2 separate regions of the Mus musculus genome follow, and region 1 is linked to region 2. A link is a contact called in ENCODE POLR2A ChIA-PET data. All regions are on one chromosome and are shown on one strand. Each heading gives the region's core, a stretch centred on a gene start or an enhancer-like site at or near the end of the contact. The rest is flanking DNA. Distances are from core to core; before and after follow the strand shown. Region 1 holds the start of Klhl30 (kelch-like 30). Region 2 holds the start of Scly (selenocysteine lyase).

Region 1 (3,695 bases), core at 527-3,026, 53 kb after region 2:
TGGCCCCTGCATCAGCTCCTGCTTCCTGACCTGCTTGAATTCCAGTTCTGACTTCCTTTGGTGATGAACAGCAACATGAAAGTGTATGCTGAATAAACACTTTCCTCCCCAACTTGCTTCTTGTTACCATGTTTTATGCAGGAATAGAAACTCTGACTAAGACAATTTGGTACCAGCATAGTGGGGTATTCCTATGACAACCTGACCATGTTTCGGGAGGACTGTGGAAGGACTTTGGAATTTTGGGCTAGAAGATCCATTCGGTGTTAAGAGCTCTGTGGGGTGTTCTGAAGGCGCTTGGAAGATAATGTTGAGAACAGTGCAGAAGATGGAGGCCTTGCTTGTGAAATTTCAGAGGGAAGATTAAAGACTCTTATCAGGGCCATTGCTGTTTTGATTGGGAAGATTCTGTAGTTCTGGTTAGCTGGGACTGAAGAATCAGCTGTGATTAACAAGATACCAGAACTAGTAAAGTGAAACCTTTGTATTACTGGGACAATTGATGCTGGTTACCTGGAGCTAAGAAATTAGCGGTGATTAAGAAGAGATTAAGAGCATCATTGAGGTGACATCTTCTGGGAAGTGTTTTCTGAGAGTACAGAGGCTGTGTTCCAGAGATAGCCAAGGTTGTACCTTGGGCTGTGGCTGGACTTGGTAATGTGTAAGAGTCATCCAGTTGGTACTGGTTTTGGAGGCATGAAGGGGTCATGAAGAGCAGCTGAGCTCGGCACTGTGAGAGGCCACGGAAGGTCATTGGTGAAGGTAGAAACCCTTTCCTCCCCAACTTGCTTCCTGGTCATGTTTTGTGCAGGAATAGAAACTGACTAAGATCCCCCTTACCTGGGAAGCTTGGCTCTCGCCCTCCTCAGTTCCCTGGCACAACCTGACGTTGGGTGGCATCAGTAACCTAGACTCTGTCTGTGAAGTGTGTCCCCATGAACCACACACTGCATGGAAGATTACAAACTTCAGCTGCTTTATTTTTAGATGACCCTATTTCTCCGCTGCCTGGAGCACCCAGGAAGGAGGGAAACACCAGGGCAGCCCAAGGCCAAGGCTTTGTTTGTTATGTAGAGAGAACCCCAGGCTCTCCCACCTGCACACCCAGGTGTCAGGGAGCCTGTCCATGCCCTGAGCACAGCCTTTACCCCTGAAGTCTCACCCACTTTCACCATGGACCCCAAGCTTTGAGACTAGGCTGACCAACCTGTGCTTACTCAAGATAAGTAAGCAACAAGTGCAAGCTGTTAAGTGCAAGCCCAGAGCAAGTGCAGAGCTAGCTCTAGATATGTCCCACAACAGTTAGGGAACCTCCCTGCTCCAAGAGCCCAAGAGACATCACCCTCTCAGGCGCCATGTTGTCCCATTCCACAGAGGGACCATGGCTATCTGGGTCCCTGTCAGTTCAGCATGAAGCAGTACAAGAAGGTCCTGAGCAACCTTCTATGGCCCGACAGACCCCAGTACAGACTCCTGCTGTCTCCACCCTGCATGTGTCTGTCTTACATTCTCGGCTCCCCCACCTCAGCCTAACTGCCCGGGATGAATCAAAGCACCAACTTGTCCAAGTTCCCTACTGCCCCTACTGTAACCCAGAGACCTCCTGTGTGATAGAGACAGTGTAGCTTTTCAAAGGAGACAGTCTTCGAAGAGCTGTGACCTCACTCCTCCCCCCCTTTCACCCATACAGAAGCTAAAAATACCCCTAAGTTCCCACGTGGTCTGCCCAGCCCAGCCTAGCCCAGCCCAGCAGGTCTCCTTTGTGGCCCACACTTCAGCCTAAGTCCTGCCCTTTGGTCTATGGTCTCAGCAAGGAGCCCTAAGGGAGTCTACTAACAGGTAAGACCAGGGGTTCTATAAGGAGGTGAGTTCTGGCTAAGCTTAGCAGAGCCGTCTACAGGCAAGGGGCTCCTGGGAGCTGGGTGGGCTCAGAGAGAGAAGTCGGACTTCAGGAATGCAGTCAGAGCTGCATTAGCAGGGCTGAATTAAAGCTATTGGCATGAGCATGCCCTGGTAAGACTCTGAACTCCCACTTTACCCTCCAGCCTCCGTGGGGCTACAGGGCAGCAGGTGTCTGAAGGTGTCTCTGAGGTCCCTTGGAGACGTGCAGCATGCACAGGCCTGGTTGAACCATTGTAGCTATGAGCCAAAGAGTCCAGCAGTGACCGGAATGCAAGGCCTGTGGGTGTTGCCTTGGGCACAGCCCTTCCTGCACATGCCTCAGCTAAAATACTATAACCCCAACCAGAGGCCTCCCTAAGAGGTTAGACAGAATGGATTCCTGGTGGCTTTGAGGGTCCTGAGCTTCCCTTTGTAGGCCTAAGCCAAGGCTGCTCCTTGAACATCCTCCTGAGTAGATGCTTAGGTAGGTCCCTGTGCTGTAGGAAGGAGAGGGCATGGGGATGGGGGTGTGGGTCTCAAGTGCCCAACCAGCCCCAAGCCGCAGGCCCTGTGGTTTGCCAGTTCACTGGATAGTGCTCATCCTTTGATGTCCCTGTGTTCTAGGAATCCACCAGTCTTGCTAATCCTCTATCACTGGTGACTGTGTGAGGGACCCCTGGGAGGGCAATACACTACCACTGTGCGGCTTTCAGCTGTGAGGGACTCTGTGTATACCCTCCCATCTCTCCTTAGCGTTGTCCCTCCCCCTCCCCCTTCATGCTTTTTCTTCCCTTAATTCCCTTTTTTTTCCCCCACCCCCACCCCCTTCCCTTTCACCCTCTTACTCCGGTCCCGCCCCCCCCCTCTCCAGCCCATAGGTTCTTTATTTGTTTCTCATTATGGATGATTGTGAGCCACCATGTAGTTGCTGGGATTTGAACTCATGACCTCTGGAAGAGCAGTCAGTGCTCTTAACCGCTGAGCCTTCTTTCTAAAAAAGAAAAAAAAATTTTTTTTTTTCTTTTATAAGGTCTCACTCTGTAACCCAAGCAGACCTTGAACTTACTGGTAAGCCTCCTGCCTCAGCTTTGGGATTGTAGGTGTGCCCCACTGTGACCAGTGACTGTTATCTTTGGCAGTTTTCTTAGGGCAAAATACCAGACATTCTTAAGGTTAGGTCTAGAAGTGGAATCTGCTGACAGGCTGTGCACTCAACAGGATGGGAAGCTGCTGTGGTTATATTTTGAGTTCTATGGTTGCAAGCCAGGCTCTGAATTCAGTTGCCACCCCCAACCCCCTCCCCGCCCCTCAACATCTGCTTCTTAGCTCTGTGGGCTTGGGTTGATGACTCAAACTCTGTGGATCAGGTTCTCTGTAAAATACCAGCACTCAGTTGGCAGAGTGGTGGCAAGGCCAAGTGTGAACACAGGAAGAGGTCTGGGAACCTGTGCATAGGCGCTGCCCCAAGGGTGACTGAACCAGAGTCAACCCAATCACCCAGCAAGTTCATGCAGACAGGCAGTAAAAACCAACGGGGTAGAGTAAAACCAGTGGCTAGCCCAGCAACATGGCCCCTGGGAGGGAGATGCCTCTTGGGCTCTTAGAGCAGGGAGGTTCCCTAACTGTTGCAGGAAATATCTAGAGCTAACCCTGAACCAGGTGATCTCACTTGCTCAGTCTCTCAGCCTGCCAACTTGCCAACCCTGCTAGGCCACAAGGCTCCCACAAGGCCATCTCTCGGCTGCTCCCTCGTCCCAAGTTCCTCTTGCTTTCACACAACGCCCCACGCACCCCTGGTTAGCCATCTCAACACC
Region 2 (3,629 bases), core at 821-3,320:
GTATGATGAAGTCTTCAGACTGTGTTATCAAGCATGCTGGTGTGTACAGTACTGGCCTTGTTATGGTGGGTGCAATATGTGACTTCTGCGAAGCTTGGGTTTGCCATGGGAGGAAGTGTCTTAGCACCCATGCCTGTGCCTGAATGTGAGCAAGGGGTATGGGACCATGGAGGAAGAATATTCAGCTGTTCGTTTTGCCATAATTTTCTCTGTGAAGATGACCAGTTTGAGCATCAAGCCAGCTGCCAAGTTTTAGAAGCAGAAACATTTAAATGTGTTTCCTGCAGTCAACTTGGCCAGCATTCATGTCTCCGCTGTAAGGCTTGTTTCTGTGATGAACATACAAGGAGCAAAGTGTTTAAGCAAGAAAAAGGAAAACAACCTCCTTGCCCTAAATGTGGGCATGAAACACAGGAGACAAAGGATCTTAACATGTCAACACGCTCCTTGAAATTTGGCAGGCAGACTGGAGGAGAAGAAGGGTATGATGCGTCGGACAAGTATGGAGATACTGGATACCATGATGAGGAGGAGGAGGATGAAGCAGAGGATGAAGAGGAAGAAGATGGGAAGGACTCAAATGCTGAGTCATCAGATCTGTTCAGTAACTTGAATTTAGGAAGGACCTATGCCAGTGGCTACGCTCACTACGAGGAGCAGGAGAGCTAGGAGCTGCCCCTTGTTGGCACTTGTGGGAAGAGCAGGCTGAATCTGAGGATGCTCAGACGGACCCTCCCTTGCCTTGTCCAAAAGGCCAGTCACACTGGGCTCGGGAGGTTCTAGCAGTTTATAGGGATGCTATGTGAACTTGCAGTGTATGTAAAGTGAGTTAGATGTATGACAGATGGAGCATCATGGATTGGGTTATTACTGAGTTCAATAATCGGGTGGGTTTTGCCAGCTAGAAACATAATAAAATACACGATAAAGGAATAGAAAGCAAATATATTTATTTGAAATTAAATTACCGTCTTTATTAAAGGCACTGCTTATAAATTCATGTCTCTGATTTTACAAAGTGTAATGGGTAAAATTACCATATTCTTTTTCTTATTTCAATCCATACAATGAGAGTCATGTTCAGTTTTTCACTGACTTCATGCTGGGTAATGTTCACTCTGCATTAGCGGTTGCCATGTTCACCGTTTTCTTACAATGTCTATCCAGTGCTTGTTACTGTCTCACTGACAGACAGAAGTCTAGCTGTTTTCATCCACATAATGGCAGGCAGGACTAGTGTTGCTGATGCTTCACCCAGAGAATCTCATTTTACAATAAAGTTAGCATTATACTTGAAAAATAAAAAATAAAACACACGTTCAGAACTCACTTTGTAGACCAGGCTGGCCTCGAACTCACAGAGATTGGCCAGCTTATGCCTCTGGAGGGCTGGGATGAAAGGCCAGTACTACTACTGTCCTGCTTCACGCCTTTCAATTGTTTAAAAAAAGATTTTTATGTGTATGAGTCTGTTTATGCGTCTGTCTGCACTTACATACGAGCACCATGTGCATGCCTAGTGACTATAACCTTCCATAATTTTAACAGCCCTGCTTAGCTCACCTCTGATCTAGATCGCCTCAAAAGTATCAACACATAACTTCCTAATTTCAGGCAATTAAATCATTCGCGAAGGCGGATGTGGGGTATCCTATGTCCAGCGAGCACTAGCCGCCAACCCTTCCAGGCGCTCAGTCTTGGCTGCTGCGGTGCCTCTCATTGCACCGCGCATCCTAACACTTTTACTTCCATGAACTTTGCGGCGACCGGTGAAGTCACTGGTCCTTCTGTCACTAGTGACAGCCCAGGGAGGTGGGCTCCCAGAGCACGGTGCCAGTAGCTGGAGCACCCAGATGACTCGCCATGAGCGGCGCGCGCTTTGCCGATGACCGGTTAGATAGGACCGGCAGCGCGGTGGCCCTACTAAGGTAGTCTCCAGCTCCGTCCCACTGCCACCTGACCCCACATGACCAATCAACCAGTCAGGGGCGGAGGCAGGGCCCGTGCGGCTCACAGATTGGCCAAAGCGCGAAGCGCAGCCAATGCGGATACTCCGGGACCCGAGGCTCCGCCCATTCAGAGACTTCGGGGCGCTCAGGCTTGGGGTGACCTGCCGGCGATCAGGGGGATGGACGCGGCGCGAAATGGCGCGCTGGGCAGTGTGGAGAGCCTACCCGACAGGTGCGCTCCCTTCAAGGAGCCCGCAGGGCCTAGGGACACCTGGGGGACCTCAGTGAGTGTATGGTGAGGCGGGAGGAAGGGACACGCAGAAGCGTCCGGCCACAGGAACCGGGAGAGAACAGGCTACCGCCCAAGCTGAGGGCAGAAGGGGGCCCACGGGTGACAACTGTGCCGAGTGTGGCCACATCATCCTCCCGCGTTTCGGGCTTCTTCCCAGGGAATGGGCTCTTCCTGGAGGTTGGAACTGGCAGCCGAATCGCGATTATCTGCGTTTTACAAGAATCGCCGCTGCTTAGAGTCTAGGATGGCGTGGCTGTGGGACGGGGGGGAACGGGGGGGGGGGACGGGACTTTGGGGCCCATTTGACCACCCGAAGGTTTAAAGTGGGCTTTGGGGCGGGAACCCTAGGAGCACCAGGACAGTGGGGGAGACCTGCCTTCTCTTGCTGTCCACTGGGCTGTGGGACCTCCTCCCCTGGCGCGCAAGGAACCGGAGGTCCTGGCTCAGCCTTCTCCCACCCAGGAATGTGTTATACCAGAAGCCCCCTCTCCATCCCCATCTCATTTTTTTCTTCTTTCTCTTTTCTCTTTTACCCCCGGTCCCTCCTCCACCTCAGCCCCATAAGGCCTCGATATGTAGTCCAGGCTACTCCTGCCTTCTCCGATATGGTGGAACTTGCCTATAATCCCAACACTGAGGACAGGAGGATTGTGATTTGGAGGCCAGCTTGGATCACACAGTGAGAACCTGTCTCATAAAGGCCTAAGCCTGGTGGCTTGAGCCTATACCAGACGTTTATTAAGCAGTTTCACTTTCTCTAGGAAGCCCGCTAATAACAGAGTCAATCGCTGATAAAATGCAAACCATAAACCAGTTCGGCCAAGCTATAGATGGGAAAACCAGTCACTTGGCAGGCCTATGGGTGTGCAGCACTTTGGGGGCTCTTTATTTCTAGGAAGGAACAGACTTGGGACACAGGCAAAGCCTGCGGCAATGGGAATTCCAGCCCCAGGGTGGTCAGGTAGGTCCACATTACAAAGCCCAGCCTTGCAAGATCAGGTGACTGCGTGGCACTTAAAGCAAAGATAGGAGATGAAAGCTTCTTCCTGCCTGTTCTGCCGTGCTCCCCTGGACATAGTTGGGCAGTGTGTGCTGGCTCACCACTGCATCGGCTTGAACACTGGTTTGATGTAAAACCAAGTGAAATAATGACTGTTTTCAGGCCCGATTGCCTACCATAGAGATTTCCGAAGGTCTGGGACCCTGGTGAGAACACAAGCAGATAACTCTCCTTAGGGAGGGTCTCTGGGGCTTTGAACTCTGTGTCCTGTGGATGAAGTTCCTACATAGGAAGACAAAGCCTGCTTGTTCCTGGAGCTGCTCATCACTTGCTCCCTAGAGAGGACACTAAGCATGTGACTCTTGGGTCAGATGATGAATGGGTCCAC

The links. ChIA-PET counts read pairs that join two places held with the same protein, here RNA polymerase II (POLR2A).
Region 1: POLR2A ChIA-PET joins it to region 2 with 14 read pairs in Patski. The contact joins the promoter of Klhl30 here to the promoter of Scly in region 2. POLR2A ChIA-PET finds 5 or more read pairs at or near these places in 3 of 5 experiments (Patski and embryonic stem cell).

Annotation. Positions count from the first base shown.
Region 1 is chr1:91,349,297-91,352,991 of GRCm38, forward strand. It overlaps Klhl30 (kelch-like 30), which reads left to right and starts at 1,777. Exons shown (of 8, transcript NM_027551.2): 1 at 1,777-1,839.
Region 2 is chr1:91,296,268-91,299,896 of GRCm38, forward strand. It overlaps Scly (selenocysteine lyase), which reads left to right and starts at 2,071. Exons shown (of 12, transcript NM_016717.3): 1 at 2,071-2,181. The coding sequence starts at 2,129. It also overlaps the pseudogene Gm7785.